2 separate regions of the Homo sapiens genome follow, and region 2 is linked to region 1. The links are chromatin loops, found by intact Hi-C in ENCODE. Cell type or tissue: IMR-90. All regions are shown on one strand. Links, peaks and the distances in the headings refer to the core of each region. The heading gives the core; the rest is flanking DNA. Region 1 has its middle 27 kb from the start of MIR30C2. Region 2 overlaps OGFRL1 (opioid growth factor receptor like 1).

Region 1 (16,563 bases), core at 3,340-11,339:
GTAAAAAGATTTTTTAGTATATATCCAAAAACCCAAGACAAGGGCCCTCACTTGATCTGAATTTATGATGGCCACATTACACTTGCTGACTACCCCATGATATCTCTGCAATGAAGAGTAATGCTTTACAAGTATCGCTGTGTGTGTGTGTGTGTGTGTGTGTGTGTGTGTGTGTTTCAGAACAAATGTTTTAATTCAGGATTTAGGTGACTGCTCCTTTTAGAAAAAGAAGGTGCCAGTAGAAACTGAAATACAAGGAACTCAGCTAGTGGTCAGGAAGGAGCTTAGCTGGAGGTGGCGACTGTTTCGTCAGAAGTTAGTATCTGGTTGTCATTGTCATAGAGAGATCTCTGGTTTCTTCTTCAAAAGTCTTAACACAGTCTTATTTTAACACTCCTCTGACATTTATCCCTAGCACCTTGTTCTCCATAGAAAGGGTTTCAAATGATTCAATATTTTCTAAACCTTAACTGGATTTAATTCTCCCCTTGGTGACTGAAAAGATAGCAACCTATGCACTATGCAACTGTTAACCTTCCCCCACTCAACAAAATCTCTTCCCTTAGTTTTTGAGGAATGAACTTGAGCTGCTTCCTAAAATTATCACTCAGTACTAGGAACTGAGACATTGAGAATACTGAGCAAGAATTTTCTACCAAGGTAAGGACCAAACAAACTCAAAAAACATTCCAGGATGAAAGGAAGTGAGTTCTCTATTTGTCCCTAAGTCATTCTCTGCTCATGGAGCTACTCTCCCTTCCAAGGATCCTGCTGTCCCTTTGAAGGCCTCACTTATTTTAACCTAACAGTGGATTATAGGGCTGTTCTGTTATTCTGCTAGTTCTCTCTGCAGCTTTCTTTTTCACATTGAAATTGAGCATCGAACAAGATAAACCTGCACAGGGAGGAATTCAGAGTGCTTAGCTGAAGTTGGTAGTAGTAGAGCACAGATGTCTGTGGGTGTCCAGACAAATTATTGGTCCCAACTCACGAAAAATATTCTACTAGATCCAGGAGTAAAGTTATTACTTTCTGAGAAGAGTTTCCTGTAGGGAACAAGCCATGAGGGGTTGGTTTTTCACTGACAAATATCAGATGGTTCCCCAGGGTGGGGCAGGAATGTTTCCCTTAGGAAGCTATTACTTCCAGGATGAGCTATAAACAAACCATTCTCTGTATTTGGTCTAATTAAACTATGCACATTTTGGGGGGTAGGTATAAAACAGAGATGCTGACATGCCAGCATTTATGCTGCTGACACAAATGTTCTGAGTATAGTTGATGTAAGCGGTGCTGACATAAACCTTCTCCTTGAGAACAGCTGCTAGAGGTGCTTTGTATTTCCACTATCTTCCAGTGGATTAACTTTAAGCATTGTCTGGGCTAAGAGTTGAAGCATCTTCTACTGAGATTTAATTCCCTAATATGAAAAATTAACCTACCGATTTCTCAATTACTTACTTCTTTCATGTTAATAACTATTTAAATTAAAGCATGTTTTCTTTTAAAGTTCAGAATTAGATGAAGAATGCAGTACTGATTGTTTTTGTACTAGAGGCTTAGTTTGCAGAGCTCCTAGGATGACTAAAGTTCACTTAGTTTGGAGTGAAAAATGGAGGCATGACTATTATTGCATAAAATAAGTCATTTTATTTTTTTTATTTACATGAAACACAGATTTCATGTTAATGTGACTTGTCAACTACCTAGTTAACTGACAATTAGCTGCCACTGCTGATAATTTTGTAGATTAATGAGATGAAAGGTATAAATGTTCTTCAAGGAGAATTGCACACATACTCAATACACACATATTTAAAGGGTTTGGGACATTCTAAAGTCACCTCTGAACCAGATCAATAACCTCCTTCATTGATTCCATTATGTGATCAAAGATGGCATTTGCCACCTACATTTGGTGGTAGATTATCCCCAGTAAGTCTTTTAGAAGATGACATCTTCACCCCCAGTGTCTTTCTTTAGTACTGATAATCAAGGATTTTGTGAATTAGCAGGATTTACTGGCTGTTGAGTGCATATCAGTTCAAGTCCTCCAAGAAGCTGATGCCAAGACAGGACTAGATACACAAGAAATTTATGGGGAGGAAACTCCTGTGAAGGGTAAAGGAGGAGGGAGCAGGAAGTGGCAGGTGAGCCTTCAGACCTGGAAGCATTAGAAGTCCCACATCAGTCAAGATGGCCTGATGGCCTGCCTCTGGCAACCCCACCTGCTCCATCTCTACCTGGAGAACCCTGGAGGAAACATTGCGTGGGCATGAGTGCCATGGTGGACTCGAAGGAGCAGCAATTGGAGCTGTCAGTCAACTGTGCTCCCCATGCAGAGTCTCTTGAAAGGAGGTCCAAGGAGTGGTTTCCATGGCTACCAGAGGAGAAAAGAGGGTCCTTGTAGGTGCAAACGTGCAAGTTCCTCTCTTCTTTTCTAACCCCACTTAAATTTTGACAGTTGCTCCTCTTTGGCCATTATGGCTTGGCCAGCCAAAATGTCACATATGGACAGGTAATATGATATCTTCTGCCTTAGTTTTTTTTTTCTTTCTCAATACAATATTTATAGGCATCGTAATTGTTCAATAAGGGGATGGGGTGGAGTTAACATCCACAGATATTGAATAGATCAGCTTTATAACACAACCTTTACCTTTTGCCCTGGGCCAATGAACATCATCATCATCATCAAAACAATAAGATATTAATATTTCAGTGTGGAGCCCATACTACTCATCAAAATGCCACAGAAGCCATGCTAGTATTGAGTGCCTCTTCCAGCTTGTGGTCTCCGTAGGATTAAGTCCTAAGATGGATGTCCAGTTTTCATTTTCCTCCTGTTCCAACCAAGACCAAGAGGGCTATGGGATCTTTCTCTCATGTCCACTGCATGGGGAGAGAATGAACAAAAGACAATGGAGGATTCTTTTCACTAAACAGTGGAACAGGAGATGGGCTACTCTCCCTTGGGTTGTGTTCTCTGGGGGAGTGAGATGCAGTAGAAGTGCACTGGGTGGGAGAACAAAGAGGTCTGAGAGAGTAAAGGGGCAGGGACAGGACGGGGCACTAAAGAGAGCTACCCTGTGGTAGTAAAGTGAAATGCTCCCAGGACTTAAGAGGTTTTAGATAATTTATTGATTCATGCAACAAATAATTATGGGGCAGTTGGTATGTACCAGATAGAGTTCCAGGTGCTTGGGATATATCATTGAACAAAACAAACATTCTTGCCTTCCTGTAGCTTATATTCTAGCAGGGAGATGCTAACATGTAAACAAGTAATAAACAAAATACATACGTAAATTATGTCTAAATAAATATATTACATATAAACTACAGCTTTTCTTAAAATTGGTTTTCAGCAGGAATTGCCTCATCTGCGATTACTAGAAGCAGAAGTCTCTTTCCTCAAGTTTCTTAGCTCTTTCAAACTTCTTTCACCTGGGACTCCTGTTTCTTCCCCTGGGAGAGAAACACTTCTTTTGCAGAAATCTATCTAGTATAGTTTCTAAAAAGCCACTGACAGAGTGAGATGTATTATGTAATTAATATCTTTGATCTCTGAAAAGCCTGCTTTTTAACTGGATTTTAATAAACTTCCTAAAACCGGTTCAGAAAATGTATTTAAAATATAATTGGCTAACACACACAGGTCTTCAATTTGAAATTCAATAGAATAAACCTGCCCAGAGCTGGGCATGGCACTGGATAAAGAGAGCCACAAGCTTCACTGATTATGATCTAAAGTCCAGAACTCCTCAGTAATAAATAGGGGATGAGACAATAAAAAGTACCCAACTGCGAGGAAGGCAGACATTTCAATTCTCCCTTTGCTACATTAAACAATACAGCCTGCAATCTACAGTGACAGGAGGAGAAAGCCAAGTAAGAAATGATGGCTTCAAGTATGTAGGGCTCACAATTAAACCCTGACCCCAGCCCTACAGCAGCTGGACATATGCAATTCCAACTAGATTTAATGGTAGTGCCTCCTCCCCGCACCCCAAGAACTCTTTAAGGTCTTCTGGGTTTATCTTATTAGGATAAAACCCCCTAAATTAGTTGATTCATAATGCGATTTAAATGATATACTTTCAAAGAGAGGATAAATGAATCATCGAGCTATTTCTCCATCCCAACCCCAGGCTTATACAGAGATTCTATTTTTAATGTCTTAAATTTAAAAAGCAAAAATTATCTTAGTAGCTGTGGGCAGTTGAAACTTTAATGAAATTTGATTAAGCCAACATTCAATTAGAAGACAATGTAGGTCACAACTAGAAATGATTTATAGGATGTATAGCAAGATCCCTCAGCCCTGTTAAGATTAATATTTTTGAGAGCAGGCTGCACTCACTCTCCTCACCTCCTCTCCCCGCTGGCTCCATCTGCATTCTGCTGCCATTGTTCTAGTGAAGCTGCCCTCTCTGAGGCTACAGTGGCAATGGCTCCATCAGTCCTTCTCTGGCTCAGACTCAACATTCTTCACTTTTGGTCTCCTTTCTTGGTTCCCATGGCACTGCCTTTTCTTGGATCACTTCACCTGCTCTCTCAACAGATTCCTTTCACTTCCTTCTCTTCTTTTCCCCATTTCTTAGAGACAAAACCCCAAATACAGTTATTGGTTCTTTTCCCTTCAATATTATCCACTTCATAGTTTCTATGATTATGCTGTAAGCCCTGAACTTAGTTTCAGTTCTGAATACACAACAATCTTCTAAAATCCCCCTTCATGTTAAGTTCAAAAGTCTGAACAGAAATTAACTTCCTTTCCCTTTCCCTCTTCTTCCTATGTTTACAATATCCTCTAGGATCTCTCAGTCTTATTGGCCAGAAAACATGGTCAGAATCATCTTCAAGTTTTTCTCCTCTCTCAGTCCCTACATTTAATTACACATCCAATCTACTATTCTATTTTAATAATTTTGAATTTCTATTCCCAGTCCCACCTTCTATATATAATATAGGCTCATATGTATGAGACGTTCTGTCTGGATTATTACAACAGCCTTTTGACTGTAATTCCTCTCTCTCCTTTTCTTTAAGAAGTATTGTTCTATTTCATATTATGTGCCAAGGTTGTGCTAGGAGCTTGGAGTATGAAAGGAATTAGACCACCTTTCTTTGAGAGCTCACAGTGTAGTGGGAAAGACGGATGTGAATAATATTCACCTCTGTATACTATGATGAGCATTATACATATGAACACAGTCCGAGGTGGCCCAGAGAGTGAGGCGGTTAATTCTGCCTACAGGAGGTAGACAGGGAGTCAACAAGGGCTTAAGTAGAGAAGGTGACTTTGAGGCTAGGTTTAGGGATGCATAGGATTTCACCAGAGGGGGACAGTCGTGGGGAAGGACATTCTTATTCAAGAGGACATTGCGTCCCACAGACATTAAGGAGCATGGTGTGTTTAGTAGCCTGGTGACCACTGAACACAGACCATGAGGTGGGCAGTGGGTGGACCTGAGGCTAGAAGGTGGATTGAGCCAGATCGTGACGTGCTTCCAATGAGGGATGTGGGTTTTGTTCTATAGATAGTTTAGAACCAACAGTTTCACTTCCCACATCTAACTAAATGCCAAGGTCCGAGTGGACTCAACAAACTAATGCTCAAATCTAATCTATTTTCTCCAACTCCATTGACCTTGCCTTATTTCTGGCTTTATTTTTGGAGGCTCCTAGTTAAATTTCCCTTAATAGAATGAGGACATCTCTATCTCATCCTAGCCATCAAATTAATGATATTTTCCCTCTCTTATAGAAAACAAATGGACTTGGTAATGTAAGGCAGTAACAGGATCTGTCTACAAATTTCCTAGAAGACAATCTATACATAAAGTTATATATGTTGCATTTAATTTTCACTAAAATCCTGTGATAAACCTCCCTATCCAGAAATTTTGCTTGCTCATTTTAATCTGGCTACTAGAGAATGGAGAGGCATTTCCACCTGGGTCCAGCCTTAAATGACAATATGAGTGGTCAATCATTTCTGCCACCCTTGTTGCCCCAAGGGAGGTAATAAAAGTAGTTAGAACACCTGTCACTGAACTTGGATGTGCATGGTGAGCAAAGCCCTCCATATCTTCCTATTCAGGAGGAGTTGCCACATCTCCTCAGTGGCTCCTAGGCTGCTTAAGCTTTTGATATACCCTATGTAGACAAAAGGGTACAAAAGCAAGGTTGCTAACATCTAACTGTTGCCTTGAGTAAAAAACAAAAGGAATTACAGAACAAACGTTTGGCTAATTTCAAAGTGTCCCTTAGTGCTTGAAAACTTTGTCTTATTATTTTTTATACAGAATCAAAGTAGGCCTATCTTAGAAAAGGGAACATCCTTAATGTTGGAGAGGTTTTAAAATAGGCTCTCACTATTTCCAACCCAGATTATTGTGCTGACAAACTGATGTTTTCCCCACTTCCTGTCTTTCTTCTCCAGTTATTTCACATTCTACTTTCTGATTTTGCTGTCCAAAATGCATATTGGCCACCTTTATGTTTAAACACTCCAGTTTACTTCCTCTTGTTTCATAAAGTCCAAAATTGCTGGATATGGCCTACCTCCCTCTCCATCCTCATTGCCTATCTTTACCCAACAACAGCACACGAAATTTCTAGGAATAACCCCCAAATATGTGGGAACTGCATGATTTGTGCCTCTATCAAATATTCATTTTTCTCTCTCTTTTTCTTTTTTCATAAAGACAGGGTCTCACCCTCTAGCCCAGACTGGTCTCGAATGCCTCTTGATACAGTGCTTGTGGAGCCCATGGATTGATTTCTGAAGGTCCTCGAACTTCCTGAAATGAATGCTCATTTTGAGTAAGGTATACATTACAGCATTTTTTAGGGGTATAAGCTCCATATATTTTATAAGATTTTCCAGTAGGTCTTTAAACTCTAAAAGGTTAAGAAACACCATAAATCTGTTGAGAACTAGGACACAGATGACCAAATTTGACAGAACAATATACAAAGTAAGAATGGATGACAGTGTTGTAGAGTCTCATCGTCAAGTATGGAATCTCATTTATAAAATGTAAAAACTGAGGCCCAGAGAATTTTAATGATTCGCCTGAGTTCATTTACAAACTAAACTACACAATTTAGATTTAACTGTGCAATGTCTTTTCCATTGTTTGCTTTTTCATGTATTTATTGTTTTATTCAATTATTATAGAGTGGAACATACTTGAAAGTGGCAACTATGCCTTGAAATGATGATTATGATGGTGATGGCAATGATGATAAAGATGATTTTAGAGGAAATTATGAATAAGAAACATGTCTAAGACCAAGAAATATACAATTATGTACTGCTAATTCTTACATATTTAGAGTACTCAATTTGCCTCTTAAAAATCCTGGATAATGAGAATTTATTGACTTAAGTCAACTGCATCCAACAAGTCAGGCAATTTCCAAATAATTGTGTGATTTTTAAAAATGAAATTCTCTTGAAATGTTGGATCCACTAATTTGCAGATCTGAGAACATGTTTTTCATATGGTACCCAATTGATTTATGTGAATTGCTTAAGGAAAGAAGTTGAAATTTACCTGAAATATCTTTTGTTAGACTATGCGAAGCAGAGGAACTTGCTTTACATTTTTGTTTAACCTTCACTAGGTAGTTCAAATCTCATTGTCGATTTTACTGATTTTTATAAGGTTATAGAAATGCTATTATTTTGTCAGAGAACTAAAGTGCCCTCTACTGTTTCTTCTCTGTTATTACAGCCAACTTTCTGTTAAGATACTTGATTTAACAGAAAAGTCGTCCTTACAGAAATAACCAGCAATAAATTCATTTCTGATAAAGATTCTAATTATAAAAAAGAAAATTATTATTGACTAAGCATTTTGAAGCATTTACATGTTTTATAAATTGACCAGTAAATAAAATCCTACATATTTGCCTTAATCATATTTTTGTCACTTTAATCTTAAAAATTCAAATTCCACTTTATAAAAAACATTTCTACTTTTTGGCATTTGTTTCAATTCATTTTACACAGCCAGAATTTTTTCACTATGTTGACTAGTATCTTTTTTAAAAAGATGACCAAAATAGATATATTTTTAATTTAAATATTCAGAAGCATAAGAAAATTAAGAAGGGCCAATCACTATTTTCTGAATGTAATTAATGAAATTTATTACTGAGAAAAAAATCCTCTAGATGTCATGTTATTAACTTAAAAATAGAATCATCTTACAAATTTACATATTTGCTTGTTGTAAACTTCAATTTTGACTAATAATTATGCACGTCACTTCCCTTCACTAAAGTAATCCAAGTTAGCTCTGAGTCATTTCAACCACTATTACTAACAGCATCATTAAAAAAAAAATGTCATTTCTTAGTCTTAAAATTTCAGTTATCTACATGCGTAGAGGCCTAGGATCTGTAGAGAACACTCTTTTACGAGTTCATAAATCTAATTATTTCAGAAATGTTTCACCCTTTCTCACTCTCTTTTTCATAGGACTTTTCCATCATTGGCAAGGTTTTAAAAATTTCCTAGTTTGTTGGTAGCTATTCAGTTCTTGCACAAAGACACAAATCTTGGCTGCTGGCCTTTTGGCATCTCCTAATTTTTTCATAGACCTCAATTGAACTTTCAGCCTGTTCATGGAACTTCAGAGGCTGACAATAGAAACAGCTCCTATTTGTCTTTTCACCCTTCACTTTTAATCCTTTCCATAAGCCACTTGAAAGTACAGTACTAGGTAGTTCAAGGATAGAGAGGGAGAAGACGAAAATCTATTTTCCCTCCATAATGCTTTCGGTATCCCATTTTCTTTTCATCCAAAGACAAGCAAATTAAGCAAATAAACATTAACACTGGTAATAATCCAGCTCATGTAACTAAGATTGATGTTGGGTGAGCCTCAGTCTTATAATACAGTCATTTGAGCCTCTTCTGTTATGCCAGAATTAATCTGTAGAAGGAGCCATAAAAGTTCATACAAAAAAGGGAAAAATGGCTTAGCAGTGTGAAGCAGAAGCAAGAGGTGCATGCTAGAAAGTTGGGAGCTCACACTTAAAAAAACTACAGAACTCAAAATTTGCCATGACGTGCAGGTCCTTCTTGGGCCTGTAAATTAGGCAGTTAACGCCTTATCTGAACCCTGGGAAGAATAACTTTCAGTTGCTTTTCCTCGCCCTAACTCTTCTACAAGGAAAGAAGCATAGCCTGTCTGCTTGGTGACTGCTTGGACCCTGCTTCACTAAGTTGAGCCTGTCTGGAACAGAGCTCAGACCTGCCTCCATGTAAATGTAAAGGCCAAAGGCCTTGGATGGCAGCAATTCTGGGTGACTAGGTAACTCTCCTTCAGGTAGGTTGCCCCAGGGATTGGGACACACTATTGTGGCTGATAATTTAAACTATAATCTTCACTCAAATCCTATTGGTAGTAAAAATGTTATGTTCACATCTGGAAGATGTTAGAGGGCCAATTTATTAGAGTGCCATTTGTTTCTGATGTATTTTTCCCCATGCTCTGAGGGCAGCTGCACTGTCAGCTATTGAGCTTGTAGGGCCAATAAGCTTCAGCAAATTCACACTGTAAATCCTCTTGACCAATGAGTTTTTATCCATGCTATACTGAGTGTATTCTGCAATGTAAGCTGTTTAATTTGCTGTTGCCTCTGTTTCTGACATTTATTTTGTGTTCTAGAAAACCTTTCAGATTTATAATGTCTGACAAAAACATATGGGAGTAGAAATGTGGAACCAATTACAAATAAGGGAAGCTTACTATGATGGCTATTAAGATCCAAGTTTTACATTGCCTTTAAAAAAGTGTTCACAGGAACACAGGATAAAAATAAATGACAATTTGGGATTGGTAGAAGTTCTTTAATATCCTGAGGATCACTATAAACTTCATGGAAGCCCAGGAAAACTGGCTGATAACCATATCAATAGTAGGTGGAAGAAACTATGGCTGGCTCCCTAGGATTTGAAGGAAGAGGAATACAAATGTTGGATGCCACAGGTAGCCCATTTCCTCAGGAGCAAGCTACTCCGTCTGAACCCTGGAATCAGACATTTCTCCTAGAAGCCTTGGTTCCTTTTAGTGAGGACCATGGTCTGGGTGTTAGGTTTGCTCATGGCTACTCTGGTCTTTGCTTCTTGGCTTTCTCAGTAAGGAGAGCTAGGCAATCTAGGCACATATGTATAAACAAACACATACACACATACGCATACACATGCACATCAATAAACAGACATGTGTAAATATACACGTGCATCTATCTGTGCACATAAATGTATGCATATTTGAGAAATTATGAGTTCATATCAAAACTGCAGTTCCAATCCACTCCCAAAGTATACATTCTTGCCTTCCATCATTCCATATTTATATGTCCCTTCTTCCACAGTGAGAACTTCCAACCACATCAACACATTTATTCATTTGTGCAACCCTTTGGTATACCTGAAGTAGGTTTGGAATTGCTTTGCCCATGTCATTACAGTAACAAATCTACCAAGATTTTGAGATTTGCTTGCAGTTCTTCCTCCCCTCCTACCCCAAGAATGAGGGGATATAGTTAGATACTGTATTTATAAGTTACTTTAGTTGGTCTTTCCTCCTTCCTTTACTTTCCTTTAGTATGGCTGTGGCGTTTATTTGAAATATAGTTAGGTTCATGTATTTTAGTTTGCTTTCAGTTTTAGAACTTCCTTCTGGCAGGGCACGGTGGCTTACACCTGTAATCCCAGCACTTTGGCAGGCCGAGGCGGGTGGATCACAAGGTCAGGAGATCAAGACCATCCTGGCTAACACGGTGAAACCCCGTCTCTACTAAAAATACAAAAAATTAGCCAGGCCTGGTGGCACGCACCTGTAGTCCCAGCTACTCGGGAGGCTAAGGCAGGAGAATTGCTTAAACCTGGGAGGTGGAGGTTGCAGTGAGCCGAGATCATGCCACTGCACTCCAGCCTGGGCAACAGAGCGAGACTCTGTCTCAAAAAAAAAAAAAAAAGAAGGAACTTCCTTCTTATTCATATTGATTTTATTTTTGGAATATGTAGAATATTAACATGCTTTCAAAAGTCAAACTGTACAAAAAAGGTATAATCAGAGATGTGTCACTTCTTTCTGTATTCCTTCTATCCAATTTCCCCAAACTCCTAAAGGCAACTAACTTGTTTTCTGATTTGTGCTTCCAGTGTTCCTTTCTGTAAAAATAGGCATTTATATAAATTTTAAAAATGTCCCTTCTTTTATACACAAAGTTAGCATACTATATATACATTTTTGCATTTTGCTTTTTTCCCCTTAATTAAGTCTCCCAGAAATCATTCCCTAACAGTAAATAGTGTTCCTCCTTATTCTGTCTTACAGCTGTATAGTACTCCATTTTCTGTATGTACCATAGTTTATTCAACCAATCTTCTATGCTCAACAATTATAAACAGTATTCTATGAATAACTTAATACCTATGTTTTTATAGTTTCATATTATTAAAGATATACATTTAAAATAAATTCATAGAGGGATTTCTGTGATGAGATTTGGGCATAGATAGTTGCTTATAGATGGCTAAATTCCTCTCCAGAGGAGTTGCACCTATCCATCAGCAAGTATGGCATTGCTGTTTCTCCACTGTCTCGTCAACAGAATGTGTTATCAAGCTTTTGAATTTTTGCCAACTTTTTCGGTGAAAAATGGAATTTCAATGTAGTTTTAATTTACATTTTTATGTGATTAAAATTACATATATTTTCATGTGATCAAGGGCTATTTTTATATCTTTTTGTTTCTTTCAATAGGATTTCTACAGGTCTTTTTCTATAGGATTTCTGTAGATCTTTTTTCCTTTTTTTTAGAAAGTTCTCAAATAAAGGAGTTAACCTTTTATCTGATATATGTTGTGACTATTTTCTCCCAGTTTGTCAGCTGTCTTTGACTTAGTGGTATTTTTCAGGCCATGTAAAATTTTTATTATGTAGTCAAATTTATCAGTCTTTTATTGTGTATGGGACCGTAGTCACACTTAGAAAGCTTTTCCTTATACACTGGTTTCAGAAGAATTCACTCATGGGGTGTTTTTTTTCTTTTTGGTACTTGCATAGTTTTACTTTTTATATTTAGATCTCTGATCCATTTGGAGTTTATTCTTGGGTGTGATGAAAGAAATGGATCTACCTTTATCTTTTTCCAAACAGCTATCCACTAGTCCCCACACTGTATAGTAAACAGAGCATTTTTGTCCGAGTGATTTTTGAGATACCACTTTTGTCATAAATTTTTATATGTAGCTGGATCTACTTCTGGAGGTTTATTTTACTCCCTTTATCTGACAGTTTATTCTTGTGCCAGTACTTACCATTTAATGAAAGAGCTTTGAAACACATTTTTATACCTGGGAGTAGTTCTGCCTTGCTCCCACTACCTCATCCCAGAGGTCTTCTTATTTAGTAGTTTCCTTGCTATTCTTGTGTTTGTTTTTTATATTTAATAAAACTAACTTTTAATTAATATGAAGATGGCTTTCATTATATCATCATTAATAAATCATACTAAGCCTAGATTTTGAGAACCACATTTATAAACAGAGGGGGTTGATAGCCATTTTATTCCTGACTGTGAAAAATATTTATTTAATCTCCATACAAGTTGAGTATACAAGCAAATTATTTCAGTTTAGTGCAGACTTGAAAAAACATTGATTTTATTGTTATTCCTAATATTTCCCTATTCTTAATCTTCATCTTTCACCAACACCACCATTCCCTCACCCAGCACCAAGGAAGGAAGGAACATGCTACTATCATGTTCTGATAGCTCCTGCTTCATAGACATGGAATCTGCAGTTGAAAACAAGGTTTTATCTTATCACTCTTTGTAACAATAGAACCCGCAAATGTATCCATTTATGGACCTAAAAATAATTTAACATAATTGTAGTCTACTGCTTCTGCCTTGGGATTGTTTCTACACTAAAGTGCCCCTACAGAAGGCCAGAGAATATTGACCCAACCCTGATTCCATCACGGTAATCATGCTAGTTGAAATTAGGGCAAGCAAAACTAAGGCCAATTTGACCTGCATTGAATCTATGATTCAAAAAATCTTATCTGTTAACTCCCAGTGGCCCAGGAAGGTCCATAAGGTTTTAAAATTCCAAATGCTATAGAAGTTATGTTTATCATAATAAGTTGTACATATTCATTTGTTTCTGGCATAAAATTAGCATATTAAAATTTATCTTCCCTATAAGGTTTCATCAAAAATTGACGCTTTTCTCCTTTAATTCTGGAAAAAGGTTTTGTAATCTCAGGGATAACCAGTTGGAATAGTTGATCAATAGGATTGCATACTTCACTGACACAGTCCAAAGCTTTAAAAAATGCAGCTCAAAAGATGTATTACACCAACTTAGATTCTCAATCTGATATGGCTGTGAAGCCAATGGACTGTTTCATGAAGGCTTAACTTTTCAATCAGAAAAGATTGCTCTACATGTTAGAGAACTTTTATTTTAGAAACTTTTGTGATTATTCTTAGTGTAGAAACTTTTATATATATATATATACTTTAAGTTCTGGGCTACATGTGCAGAACGTGCAGGTTTGTTACATAGTTATACACGTGCCATGGTGGTTTGCTGCACCCATCAACCTGTCATCTACATTAGGTATTTCTCCTAATGCTATCCCTCTCCTAGCCCCCCAGCCCCCAACAGGCCCCGGTGTGTGATGTTCCCCTCCCTGTGTCCATGTGTTCTCATTGTTCGACTCCCACTTATGAGTGAGAGCATGCAGTGTTTGGTTTTCTGTTCCTGTGTTAGTTTGCTGAAAATGATGGTTTCCAGCTTCATCCATGTCCCTGCAAAGGACATGAACTCATCCTTTCTATGGCTGCATAGTATTCCATGTGACATATTTTCTTTATCCAGTCTATCACAGATGGGAATTTGGGTTGGTTCCAAGTCTTTGGTATTGTGAATAGTGCTGCAATAAACACATGTGTGCATGTGTCTTTATAGTACAATGATTTATAATCCTTTGGGTATATATACCCAGTAATGGAATTGCTGGGTCAAATGGTATTTTTGGTTCTAGATCCTTGAGGAATTGCCACACTGTCTTCCACAATGGTTGAACTAATTTACACTCTCACCAACAGTGTAAAAGCGTTCCTATTTCTCCACATCTTCTCCAGCATCTGTTGTTTCCTGACTTTTTAATGATCACCATTCTAAGTGGCGTGAGATGGTATCTCATTGTGGTTTTGATTTGCATTTCTCTAATGACCAGTGACGATGAGCTTTTTTTCATGTTTGTTGGCTACATAAATGTCTTTTTTTGAGAAGTGTCTGTTCATATCCTTTGCCCATTTTTTGATCAGTGTTTTTGTTTTCTTCTAAATTTGTTTAAGTTCCTTGTAGATTCTCGACATTAGCCCTTTGTCAGGGGGATAGATTGCAAAAATTTTCCCCCATTCTGTAGGTTGCCTGTTCATTCTGATGATAGTTTCTTTTGCTGTGCAGAAGCTATTTAGTTTAATTAGATCCCATTTGTCAATTTTGGCTTTTGTTGCCATTGCTTTTGGTGTTTGAGTCATGAAGTCTTTGCCCATGCCTATGTCTTGAATGATATTGCTTAGGTTTTCTTCTAGGGTTTTTATAGTTTTGGGTCTTACATTTAAGTCTTTAATCCATCTTGAGTTAATTTTTGTGTAAGGTGTAAGGAAGGGATCCAGTTTCAGTTTTCTGCATATGGCTAGCCAGTTTTCCCAACACCATTTATTAAATAGGGAATCCTTTCCCCATTGCTTGTTTGTGTCAGGTTTGTCAAAGATTAGATGGTTGTAGATGTGTGGCTCTATTTCTGAGGCCTCTGTTCTGTTCCATTGGTCTATATATCTGTTTTGGTACCAGTACCATGCTGTTTGGTTACTGTAGCCTTGTAGTATAGTTTGAAGTCAGGTAGCGTGATGCCTCCAGCTTTGTTCTTTTTCCTTACGAATCTATTGGCTATATGGGGTCTTTTTTGGTTCCATATGAGATTTAAAGTAGCTTTTTCTAATTCTGTGAAGACAGTCAATGGTAGCTTGATGGGGATAGCACTGAATCTATAAATTACTTTGGGTAGTATGGCCATTTTCACGATATTGATTCTTCCTATCCATGAGCATGGAATGTTTTTCCATTCGTTTCTGTCCTCTCTTATTGCCTTGAGCAGTGGTTTGTAGATCTCCTTGAAGAGGTCCTTCACATCCTTTGTAAGTTGGATTCCTAGGTATTTTATTCTCTTTGTAGCAATTGTGAATGGGAGTTCACTCATGATTTCACTCTGTGCTTGTCTATTATTGGTGTATAGGAATGCTAATGATTTTTGCACATTGATTTTGTATCCTGACACTTTGCTGAAGTTGCCTATCAGCTTAAGAAGATACTGGGCTGAGACGGTGGGGTTTTCTAAATATAACAATCATGTCATCTGCAAACAGAGACAATTTGACTTCCTCTCTTCCTATTTGAATACTCTTTATTTCTTTCTCTCGCCTGACTGCCACGGACAGAACTTCCAATACTATGTTGAATAGGAGTGGTGAGAGAGGGCATCCTTGTCTTGTGCCAGTTTTCAAAGGGAATGCTTCCAGCTTTTGCCCACTCAGTATATCGGCTGTGGGTCTGTCATAAATAGCTCTTATTATTTTGAGATACGTTACATCAACACCTAGTTTATTGAGAGTTGTTAGCATGAAGGGGTTTTGAATTTTATCGAAGGCTTTTTCTGCATCTATTGAGATAATCATGTGGTTTTTGTCATTGGTTCTGTTTATGTGATGAATTACGTTTACTCATTTGCGTATGTTGAACACATCCCTTGCATCCCAGGAATGGAGACGACTTGATTGTGGTGGATAAGTTTTTTAATGTGCTGCTGGATTCGCTTTGCCAGTATTTTATTGAGGATTTTCGCATCAATTTTCATCAGGGATATTGAACTAAAATTTTCTTTTTTTGTTTTCTCTGCCAGGTTTTGGTATCAGGATGATGCTGTCCTCATAAAATGAGTTAGGGAGGCATCCCTCTTTTTCTGTTATTTGGAATTTTACTAGCTCCTCTTTGTATCCCTGGTAAATGGTAGTAGCTCCTCTTTGTACCCCTGGTAAAATTCGGCTGTGAATCCATCTTGTTCTGGGCTCTTTTTGTTTGGTAGGCTATTAATTACTGCGTCAATTTCAGAACTTGTTATTGGTCTATTCAGGGATTCGACTTCTTCCTGGTTTAGTCTTGGGAGGATGTATGTGTCGGGGAATTTATTCATTTCTTCTAGATTTTCTAATTTATTTGCATAGAGGTGTTTATAGTATTCTCTGATGGTAGTTTGTATTTCTGTGGGATTAGTGGTGACATCCCCTTTATCATTTTTTATTGCGTCTATTTGATTCTTCTCTTTTCTTCTTTAATCAGTCTGGCTAGCAGTCTATCTATTTTGTTAATCTTTTAAAAAACCAGCTCCTGGATTCATTAATTTTTTGAAGGGCTTTTTGTGTCTCTATCTCCTTCAGTTCTGCTCTGAT
Region 2 (12,281 bases), core at 1-8,000, 56 kb before region 1:
AGTGGGGTCTAAGCCGTCAGAAGTGTAGGCCCTCATCTGAAGTTCATACGTCACTGTTCTGCCCAACTCAGGCCTTTCAACCTAGGATTCAGGGCATTCTTCACGAATCTTATTTCACCAGAAGACTTGTTGATCCAACTGTGTTTGAACTGTTTGACTAATACAGCTTGGAGGAGAGGTTAGTCAAGAGATAAGCCCCTTAACCTCTGATGGACTGAAAATAATCAGGAACTTTAAAAAGGAGGAAATATGTAGCCGACCCCCTGAAGAAGTGTGCATCCTGGAGGTGGTTCAGGTTTGCCGCTCCACATTAGGCCCTTCTCTTTATCAGCTAGGGGCGATGGAGATTGGGAAAATGGAGCCCAAAGTCCAATGTGACCACAGGGTTTTGGGGGAATCATAACCTAAATATTACAGCTAACACCGCCTCAGCCATCTTGATGATCAATTCTATTTAGGTAAGGAGGAAATCATAAAGTCTTAGTGCAGGCTCTGTGTTAAACGTGTTATTTAAATGAACTACAATTTTGGGGTGGGTGTTTGCTGTGTGGTCTCCATTTTAGAGAAAACTGAGGCTTAGAGAGAAAGGAAAACTTGCCCAAGATCACTGAGGGAGAGGATGATGCAAACCCAAGTCTATCTATCACTGATATCAGCGCCTTGGACCTGTGGAATTCTGAATTTCCATCTGCCCCTGTGTCTGGTTTGCCGCTGTTGTTTTGCATTGCTAATTCAATCTTATTAAATTATTAGATGCTGCATTCTCATGTTTTTCCCTTACGTTTGTCTCCCAATTAAGTAACCTCCTACAGAAATTTGGAATATCAAAAAACACCAGCTAAGATTCAATCCAACTAACCAGGTCCATCTATATAAAACATTTTAATAATGTTCAGTCAGTTAACTGCAACCCCAGTAACTAGTAGACTACACCAGCCCTCCCTATTCCCTTTTAATGATTAATTTTTCTTGTTAGTATCACCATCTGACTTCCCCAAAAAATCTGCTTTTCAATTTTGCCTTTTGACTGCCAACCCTATTTGTTGTCTATTCCTCAGAGTCAATCCACTTGCAGGTAATACTGGAGCTACTTTTAAAGCGTATCCCAGACTGACTCCTTCACACCACTTCCATTGCATCATCCTAGTCCCTCTGAATACTGAACAAATGATGGTGACATTAACCAAGACAGGGAAGTCTAGGGAGAATGCAGCTATGGAGGTTAAATCAACGATTCTCTTGAGTTTGATATCCTATTACACATCCAAGTAGAGTTGTTGGGTAGTTAATCATTTGTTGGGTAGTTAAATTACATCTATGAATGGAGACAGTCCAGGACTAGAGTCCTCAGCATCTGAGATCAATGGTATTTAAAGGCATGGGAAGATAAGGGGTTATCAAGGAGTGATGACGACTGAGGACCTTAGGCACCCCTCCATTTAGAGGGTATGAAGAGGAGGAGGAGCCAAAAAAGGAGGCTGACAAGGGGAGCCCAATGAGACAGAAAGTAAACTAAGAAAGTTATAGTAGCCTGTAAGCCAAATACTGACAGTGTTTCAGGAAGGAGGGATGCTTTAATTGGCCCAGTTCTGTTGGGAGGTCACCTGAGGTGAACATTAAGAAATGGTTTGGCAAGATGGAGACTTATTGGTGAAGTTCACAAGAACTATTTTGTTGGAGTGCTGAGGACAAAAGCCTGATTGAGGTGGGTCAGGGGAAAATGGGGAAAGAAAAGAAGGAAACAAAGTATGGGCAATTCTTTGGTGGTGATTTGCTATAAAAAAGGAGTAGATATATGGATCTGTAATTGATGGTAGGCCTGGGTCAAGGAATGTTTTGTATGTTTATTTTAAGATTAAAGATACTACAGCATGTTTGTTTGAGATCGAGAAGAGAGGGAAATTTTGATGATCCAGGAAAGAGGAACAATATTGAACAACAGAATCCTTGTCTGAGCAGGTGAAAGGGGTCTGGGTAGAGAGTCCAAAGGGAATAGGGGTTGGAAGAGCAGGAGCAGATGCTGGCAGGACACAGACATTCTTATGATAATCCTGAGAAATAGGTAGGGCTTGAGTCATTATCTTTATTTCAGAGATGATAAAACTAAGATTCAGCTAAATGATTTGCTTAAGGCCTCACAAATACAAGTAAGCAGCGTTCAGATTGCTAGTCTTCTGACTCCAAGTCTTGGGCTACTGATACTACACCAAGGTTTCCATATATCCTTCATTTTTTAGTGTGACTGAGATTGATTCAGACCTGGACTTGGGACCCAGAGCCTGGGATTCTTGTTCTTGCACTGTCACTGGACTCTGGGTGGTGTGCAACTTCTCTAAGCCCCTGATATCTTGTTTCTAAGATGGAAACACTTATTAACTGTCAATCAGGTGTGTTTTAAGAATCAAATGAAATAATGCCTTTTGACTGTCAACCCTGTTTGTTGTCTATTCGCTATATATGTAAGTGCTTTGTAAATGGAGAGTGCCTTCTATACAAATGTAGGATGATGATTCATATGGTTGTATCTCAGGCTAAATAGATTCAGAAACTTGCTAGGCAGAGCTATTTTGAAACGTGTGGCAAGGACCAGAATTCAAGCTTTTCCTTGCTTATGTAACATGACAGCGTAACTAATGTTAAGCATCAGAAGATTTGATGTTGAAGTAACTCGGTACTTGTAGTAATAGTGAGAATCACACCACTTCAAAAATGTGTGAAAATTACTTAGAGGATGCCAATCTGTCAACACAGATGGAGGACAGGGGTTGAGGAGAAAAGAATTTGGGGCAAAGCTTTTAATGACTCTTAAAGGTCTAAAGTTTTTCTTTTTCATGATTGTCATCAGCACTTTCTCATACATTATAATAGTACATATAGGGAATGCAAATCGATTATTTTAACCCACATCTTATACTTTAAAAATCAGTTCATGGTGATAGGAATTTTACTTAAGAGTTTGAACAGTATGAGTAAACTACCATGTATAAGTTGTTTCAATTGGACACCATTCCATTTAAGAGCATTTTATTGCTTTGTGTGTATATATTTTAAATGTTTATATCACATTGTATTATCATTCAGTGAACAGATGATTATTCATGCCTTTGTGTACTTGTCATGGTATTATAAAGGATGGAGTTTAGAAAGCTAGTTTGTTTTAAAATCCTTTCTTTTCATAAATATTACTTGACTTCCAAGTACAGCTAAATGTTGCAAATTTAATGACAATTTTCTTTGTAGAATTGATTTAGTAACTTAACACATTCTTAGTATTATGTAAAATATTCTAAAATAAGTTTTATCATAGAATCACTTGCATAATCATCTGGTAAATAAATGTCTTGAATTCCTTTTTGAGTTCCATTTTTGATGGATATTGATCCATAACATTGGCCTCTTAGGTTTTTGGTTAATAATAAAGTGTTTTATTCAGTAATATATCTTAGGACAAATGTTATTGGTTCAAATAAGAAAAATAGGATGCTAAGAAATATTGCTAGTAAGCGTTATTAAAGGAATATTTATAATATTTTCATTAATCTGGACAGATTGACAATTTTCAGGCTTTCTTTATGGATCTTCCTTAAGTTTGTTCTGGAAATTTCTTTGTGAAATTATCTTGCGTCAACATGTAAACGGAGTTTCACCTTTTATTTCAGGGTGGTGATTCCACTGAAGCAACTGCCAAACCAAAGAGAAGTTTTTATGCTGCCAGGGATTTGTACAAGTACCGACACCAGTACCCAGTAAGAGTATAGAATGCTATGTTTTAAACTGTAAACTATTTTCCTTCTGTTTTTAAATTTTTATGGTGCCACTGAGAAAACATGCATGAAGGGTCCTTGTATCTTTACTGTATTTCTATGTGCTGGAGATTGATTTATTTTTTCCTTTAGCAGAACTTCAAAGATATCCGATATCAAAATGACTTGAGCAATCTTCGTTTTTATAAGAATAAAATTCCATTCAAGCCAGATGGTGAGTAACGTACTACTTGATAAATTGCACTTTAAATAATCACATACACTTGGTTATTCTTTATTTTGTGGTTTGTTTCATTGATTGGATTTACTTTGCTATGCAGTCTAATGTGTCCCCTTGGTAAATTCTGGAGGAAGAGCTATGGATTAATGGTATCTTTCTTATTTACATTGCTATTATCTGAAAGATAGTAGGGACAATTTTTGTGACAGGAAGAGAGAGGAGATGTATAGAACCATAGAATTTTAGGTTATTAAGGAACAGTAGAGAAGATCAAATTCAGCTTTCTCATCTCAAAGATTAGGTCACTAGGACTTAAAGCTTAGGTCACTCGATTGCAGGTTCTAGAGTCCACTGTTCTTTCCATTGTGCCATAGCTGAAAACTATTTAGCATGTGATTGAAAAGTGCTGTTTGTATTTAGAATTATCTTTCCTGTCAGTTTTCAGATTCAGTATCAGCAATCTACAGCAATCCCTGTTTGGAGTTCCAATATTCTGGGAAGGGAACTGCAGATACAGTAGATCTCCATCCAACTCTGCCAAATACACTTGTCTCCTTCCCAACTCTGCAATTGCCCTCCTAGGATATTTTCCAAACCCATAGTGAGAAGATGCAGCTGCTATGGTAATATGACCACAACATTGCATATTTCATTGAGGCATCATGCTGTGGTTCATGGTGGTCATCCTAATTTTATCCAGGTCACCCTAGGAAAGCTGGCTTCTCTCCCAAGAGCCCTTTTCTGTGTGAGGTGGTCAGACTGCCCTGGCTTCTGCTATTTGCTCTCAGTGGAAACTGAGCCAGTTCCACAGCAGTGTGAGTCACAGAAGGAAGGAGATAGACTGCAAGGCTTTCAAGTGGCAGGACCTTGCATTCTTTGGTGAACTAACTCGAGGCAAGAGGTCTAAAGCCTGGATTGAGTTTGGGAGGAGGGAGTCCCAGTACTGTGTACCAACAGACCTACCAGTTGGGAGTTAATATTTGAGAACATCGTTGACGTGGCCAGATCTACTTGTCTTTAACTTTCTGGTGTCCTGAAAGTCTGCTGTGATGTGGAATGAAACCTCTGGATAAAATTGCACAGTTATATTTACTAATGATAGAAATGTGCTGCTTTATTTACTAATGGAAAAATATTGGCCAAATTATTCATTTTGTTAGGACTTGGGGTAGAAAAATATTTTGAAGAAATGCAATGATAGATTGTTAATTTGAGTCTGATTTGAATTTCATACAATTTTCCTAAAGGAATGCCTTCACATATTAAAAATATTAAACATAAAGCTATGATAGTATTTAACTCTATTTTTTTCTACTAGGGAATTTATTTTGTAAATATTAATTTAAAAAGTAATTTCAAGCAATATATTGAATTTTTGGTAATCTTTACTACAAAGTTTATTTTGAAATCTTATGATTGGTGGGGGTCAGAAGTTTTAGCTAAGGTCAGATAAAATGTTTATCCTAGTTTATTATACAAATTATATCAACTCACTTTCCTCCCTAGTATACACACACACGCACACACGCACACACACACTACTTGCCAGTAAGCATAATCTTGCAATGGTATTTATTTATCAGGCAGGAGGAGTGGTAGTTGGAAAGGAAAACAAATGGAAAATTACAGAGGTAAATGGTTTCAACATGCCAATAAAGCCAACATTATGATTCAAAACAACTTTTTACCAAACCTTCCGAGAGTGGGCCTCTACTACAAACTGGTGATCTCTGGAGGAAACAAGAATGAGATGAGTTATGTTCGGAGAAATATTATATTGCTATTTTATTTTCTACAACATTGACTAAATGGCTAGTCAATTGTAAGGACCTTGACAGACTTAGGAACAGGAGGATTTTGTTTTTGTAAGTTCTTGTAGAGGAAAAGTGGACAGGGTGAAAAGGGCTTACTTCTTGGAACCAGAAAGACCTATGTTGCACTCAAGATTTACTTTTTTACTAGTGTGTAACTTTGAACAAATCTCCCAGTTTCTTCATTGTTAAAATGAGGATCATAACACTGGCAGCATTCTGTGAAGACTAAGCTGGAAAATGTGCGCTCTGTGTAATATGGGCACAGCATGTAGTAAGCACTTACAACTTTTTCCTACATTTTTCTTTTCTCGTTTTCCTTCTCCTTTGTTTTCTCCTTCTCATTTCTTTTCTTCTATTTCTACTCCCCTTTCTTTCTTTTTCCCTAGGATGCAATTCATTTTGATCCAATTTAGCATTTAAAGAACTATATAACTCCTAGGACTGGGATTGGCAAACTTTCTATACAGGGGCAAATAGTAAATATTTTGGGCTTTGGGGGACAGTGGGTCTGTATTGCAACTACACAGCTCTGCTACTGTAGTACAAAAACTGCCATAGACAGTACATAAATGAATGTGCATAGCTATATTCCAATAAAACTTTATTTAAAAAACAGCTGGCAGGCCACAGTTTGCCAAGCTCTGCTTTAGAGTACATTGTCCAACAAAGCCTTGTGCAATTTGAGGTGCTATTAATTTTTTTTAATTAGATTTATCACATAACCGAATATATGGGCATAGGGTATTCATCTTTTTAAAAGCACTATTCTTGTGTGCTATTATTAAATTTAAACAAGTTTTCATATAAAACTCAAGTGATTCGAATCTTAAAATGCCTTCACAATGTTTGAAATGTCTGGTTCATTTTTAAATATTTACTATTTAGGTGTTTACATTGAAGAAGTTCTAAGTAAATGGAAAGGAGATTATGAAAAACTGGAGCACAACCACACTTACATTCAATGGTCAGTTACATATTATCTATCTTGAACCATGTCCTATTTAATCATGTATGTTTTCCAGACAACGTTAATAGAAAAATTTTATTTTTTTAAAATAAATAGGCTTTTCCCCCTGAGAGAACAAGGCTTGAACTTCTATGCCAAAGAACTAACTACATATGAAATTGAGGTAATGCAAGCTCATTTCATTTTATACAGGGTGGCCAAATAATATTGCTATTTCACTGTCCTTGTAGCTACTGAATCATTTCAGGTGACTTTTTTCATTTTTTATATTAGGAATTCAAAAAAACAAAAGAAGCAATTAGAAGATTCCTCCTGGCTTATAAAATGATGCTAGAATTTTTTGGAATAAAACTGACTGATAAAACTGGAAATGTTGCTCGGGCTGTTAACTGGCAGGAAAGATTTCAGCATCTGAATGAGTAAGTAAAGCCCCTGTGATAAATCAGGGGCCAGCACAGTTATTTTCCCTTGGTCAGAGTTCTCTATGAAACGCAGGAACAACTAGCAGATGAGATGGGCCCAGGAATTTGGATTAAAAAGCTAGTCTGAAATGCATTACATTCCTGTACCACATTCTAAAACAAAACAAAACAACAACAAAAAGGAACAAAATTCTAGGTAGAAACACAGCTATTCAGCTTCAGACCTGTTTCTCCCTGAAACCTTCCTATTGCCCACAGCCAAATGTTGCTTCTCTCCCTCCTCCTTATGCCACATTTCTTTGAGTTTATTGTTATTGCTTGTGTACAATTCTGTGTATTCCTTCTTGTAGGCTGTAAGCTTCTTGGGGCACAATCTGTTTCTAAGCATAATGCCTTCTTAAGATTAAATTCATGCATTAAGCCTATGATGTATAAAAATCATTTTATAAGAATGAGATGGGCCCATAGTTTTTACTAAAAGAGAGAGAAAATTACACTTGTCTTCACTATTAAGGTAAAAAACAAAAACTCATTTTTGGGTAATAAGTCCCAAAACTTATGAAGAACATTTTAACATAGTTTATTTGGAATTGTTTTGCTGTATTCATTTGGTTGGATGTTTATAACTTTTGTTAATACTCATAACCAAAGTTTATTTTTCTTGATATTTTCTTCATATTCACTGTCTATTTTCTTTTTAATTATAGTTAAATTTTAACTAATTATAGTTACATTTAAACTAATCATAGTTGAATTATTTATGAATGCTGGCCTATACAGCCACCAGCTTTAAAGTACTTTTAAGCATATTATAATTAGCTAAACTGAGCAAGTACTAAGAGCAAAAAAATTAAAACTAACCTAAGCAATTTTCCTTTGGCCACAGCAGTCTACGTTTTGTGCATCAGTTAACTATTTTTTTATGTGTTTTTATAGAACTTTCACCTTGCTTTGGTAAGATGGGTATAAATATATATATTTTTAATTTTATTATTATTATACTTTAAGTTTTAGGGTACATGTGCACAACGTGCAGGTTAGTTACATATGTATACACGTGCCATGTTGGTGTGCTGCACCTATTTACTCGTCATTTAGCATTAGGTATATCTCCTAATGCTATCCCTCCCCCCTCCCCCCACCCCACAACAGACCCCGGTGTGTGATGTTCCCCTTCCTGTGTCCATGTGTTCTCATTGTTCAATTCAGATGGGTATAAATATTAATGTTATAAGAAGTAAAAAGCCTTCTTTTTACTTTATTACTTATAATCAATGATATTAAAATGGTAGTTTGTACTAAAACGCTAAAGATATGGGCATAAAGCTTTATATTCCTGACTAGAAGATCCATTAACTCATAACTCAAATTTGACTTATGTAGGGCACTTAAAGCATAGGTATATATACCTCTACCTAAGCAATACAGGTAGCTAGCTCTGGACAGAGTTTCTAAACACTTATATTACACTGTGAAAGAGCTACATGCCAGCAGCCTATTGACATGAAAGACAGCAATAGTAACAGTAAATCTTTTGAAAGGATTTGATAGTACCTCATCTTTCATGTACTTAACGACTATCATTTTAGATACCTCAAACTTGTTATTTTTGGTTGGAATAGCAATCTTGCTTAATAAATTTTTATTGAATGAATAAATGATTAACAAAATATGGTCTTCAGCTTAAATCCTCCTTGGAGTTTTGTTATCATATCCTCTGATTTATAGGTGGAAACAGAGTCTCTTTTTAAGGCTTTAATTAAATGATTTCCAGGGTTGAGGCAGGGGAAGGGAGCCTGAACTAAGTCACTTCTCACTCCTCTGCCCCATCCTTTCTTTCTGCCACCTATTGTCAGCATAGAGCTTTTCCAGCTGTGAATTAACTGCCTTAGAATCTGCCAGAAAACACTCTGTTTCTTCTCTAGTTTAGTTGCAAAAAATCTTTACTGACTAGATTTGAACAAATGATAGAGGATTCTATGAAAACGTCTGTTCTATTTTCTTCTTCAATTGGGTCCTTTTCTGACTTATTCTTAAATGTCATAACTTATTTGTATTTTAATGTATATGGCATCTTGAGTAGTTTACAGTAGGCAGGGAACTCAATATATTTATAGTAGCTAAGCAGAGGAAAAATATTGAATCAAAGTAAAATAAAATAACATTGAGTGAACAAGCGACCTTGACTAAAAGAGGCAAAATATTTTCAGACATGAGAGTACAAATATATGGACCAACCACTAAGAGGTGTTTTCAATTTTGTTTGTAATCAACTTGGATTACTGAGCCATATTTAGACCCTGGGGAGCCTTTTAACTTTTATTTTTTGTTTCCTGGTTCTCACCTTGTATGTCTTCTCTCTTTACCTACCTAGACTTCTTGCAATTTCAACACTATTTGCTACCCTTAACCTCTGTCTGGAACCTCAGCTTCTTTCTTTTTCCTATAGTGTAACCCTAAGATGGTTTATACATTATAAGGATTTTTGCCACTCTCTTCTATACCATTTAGTCTTTCACTATGACATTTATTACAAATCATACTGAAACACCCAATTGCTTTATTTTGTAGTTTTGTTCTGGGATACTCATCATCATTTTTTAACCCAAGTCTTTTTCCTTTTATACTGTTGTGTAAATATTTTTAATTGGAGCATATATAGATATAGTAAATGTGTACAGAAATTTTAACTTCAGCATTCATCTAAGATTGGCTATATAAAATTGAGCTGGTTGCAAATATAGTAAATTTTGTTTAGTCATAGAGCTCCTCTTTTTTAAAAAAAGAATTCTTCCACCTTTTTATACATCTTTTTCTCATAGATATATGAGGCAGAATTGCCCAAGGGTTTTGTCAGTAAGTATTTAGAGTATGCAAACTCCATAGGAATGTAACAACTAAGTTGTTCCTGCTGTTAGTGACACATTGTCTTAACTGTACCCAAATTTGTATTGTCTCAAGAGTGTTACTTCCTATTCAAAAATACAGATGTGTAAAACTGAGACATCTGTGCTGCATTTTACCCTCTGGGCTTCACAGTTGAATGTTAAGACAATAATTTTTTAGTAAACATCCAGAAAGATGAAGATGATGAACTGTTGGGCTTAGCTTTTCCAGTGTTTGGTTAGTATGAATCATTAAGGTTTTTGTTTTGTCCAAAGAAACTTTCTCATTGAAACATAAGACCATGGAACCATACTCTGCCATCCCTTAATTCATCAACATCTTTCTCCCTGCTTCCCAAGTAATTTGCTAATTATTTCAAAGTAAAATCTTCAAGCATTTTTGGAAGCTAGGACAGGTATATATAATGTTTGCAGAAAGTTCCATGTCTGAGATATAAAACAGGCTTTAGGAAGTTAGAAATAAGTGATGGTTATTGTTATGTGGCAATATTGGGTAAATAAATACCTGGGCTGTTGACAACACCTATGATTAATACATGTGGCTGATGATTCTTTTGGAATTTGACCAGGCATGTGTAATAAAGCAAAGATTGAGCTGAGTGAGTTTGGGGAGTTACATTATGAATTGTGACAAAATAGATTTGGAAAACATTCATCCAGTAATGGCATTAGTTTTGTGATAGAGAGGAAAGATGTTAGTGTAATCTGGGGGAAAATGTACCCTTGGAATCAAGACCATTAGAAATAAGATTTAAAATTATCAGATAGGGAAAGAGGAGGAAAGAATGACCAGAGATTGAAGAAAATTAGGTTAAGTTGGATAGGTACAAATATGGTGGTCCCTAATCTCGTATCTTTAAATGATAATACTAATAGTTTTAAATAGTATCTAGTACTTATCGAGTTCTATATACCCAGCATGTGTATCATCTCATTTGATTCTTACAACAGTCCTGTAAGTTGTGGGCACTTTTCCCCATTTTACAGATGAGGATATTGAGACATAGAGAAACATAGTTTCACTTAGCTGCTAAGTTACAGAGCCAGGGTGTGAACTCAGGTCTGACTCCAAAGCCCATGCTCTTAACTGTTAAACTAAGCTCTGCTAAATAAGTCAGTTTTGTGTCCTTTGTCAGAACTGTTTTAGCAAAGTAGAGTAGTTTTTGCCGCCATCCTTATGAGTTGGCTTACGTGGTGGATTTTGCTTATCAGCTGGCACTATAAATTGTACCAGTCAGCTGTTAGCTAATGTGTTTATGTTTAGCAATGGTTACCTCTGATGAGTACAGTACATTGATGTTGGTGCAAATAAATGCTCTGTTAGATCATTCATCTTCAGTGTATTTTCAGTAATAAGCAACAATTTGACAGTGGTAATAAATTTAAACCTAAATATTTTTCTAATATGAAGAACTCAACAGACAAGGGAAGTTTATTTTATACATTTGACTTTCACATAGATTGACATTACATTGTGGCCTAAGGATTTAATACCCTCTGGTTTATTCTTAATGGTATCAAATATGGCATTAGGAAGTCATTACACAGCATATTTCCATGGCTTACATTTCCATAAAAAATATTTTCCCAATAGTTTTCATTCTCCTGCCTTCCTACACCTGATTTCCCCCACTCATTTTATTCAATCCTCTCTTCCAGGTCCCAGCACAACTATTTAAGAATCACTCGTATTCTTAAAAGCCTTGGTGAGCTTGGATATGAAAGTTTTAAATCTCCTCTTGTAAAATTTATTCTTCATGAAGCTCTTGTGGAGAATACTATTCCCAATATTAAGCAGAGTGCTCTAGAGTATTTTGTTTATACAATTAGAGACAGAAGAGAAAGGAGAAAGCTCCTGCGGTTCGCCCAGAAACACTACACGCCTTCAGAGAACTTTATCTGGGGACCGCCTCGAAAAGAACAGTCGGAGGGAAGCAAAGCCCAGAAAATGTCTTCCCCTCTCGCCTCCAGTCATAACAGTCAAACTTCTATGCACAAAAAAGCCAAGGACTCCAAAAATTCCTCCTCAGCTGTTCATTTAAATAGCAAAACAGCTGAAGACAAAAAAGTGGCACCAAAAGAGCCTGTGGAAGAGACAGACAGGCCCAGCCCAGAGCCCAGCAATGAAGCTGCCAAGCCAAGAAATACAGAGAAGGACAGTAATGCTGAGAACATGAATTCTCAACCT

What was found. Peaks named below come from ENCODE experiments on the same cell type or tissue, not always from the same donor. Only the 100,000 strongest peaks of a DNase experiment are listed, where the experiment ranks them.
Region 2: it touches region 1 in a loop (2.6-fold over the local background); 32 of 110 quality-filtered maps call a loop at or near these places.

Annotation. Positions count from the first base shown.
Region 1 is chr6:71,341,802-71,358,364 of GRCh38, forward strand. No RefSeq gene overlaps it. Among named protein-coding and RNA genes, the nearest start is that of MIR30C2, 27 kb to the right of the region's middle. In IMR-90, for the core only: a CTCF peak has its summit at 7,737 (motif pointing left); DNase peaks (open chromatin) are centred at 7,730 and 8,310; H3K27ac peaks cover 336 bases.
Region 2 is chr6:71,289,634-71,301,914 of GRCh38, forward strand. It overlaps OGFRL1 (opioid growth factor receptor like 1), which reads left to right. Exons shown (of 7, transcript NM_024576.5): 2 at 3,660-3,746; 3 at 3,900-3,978; 4 at 6,684-6,762; 5 at 6,862-6,928; 6 at 7,039-7,184; 7 at 11,753-12,281. All of the region lies in intron 3 of LOC124901339 (a long non-coding RNA gene), which reads right to left. Among named protein-coding and RNA genes, the nearest start is that of OGFRL1, 7.0 kb to the left of the region's middle. In IMR-90, for the core only: no CTCF peak of the experiment used is centred there; a DNase peak (open chromatin) is centred at 4,708; H3K4me3 peaks cover 698 bases.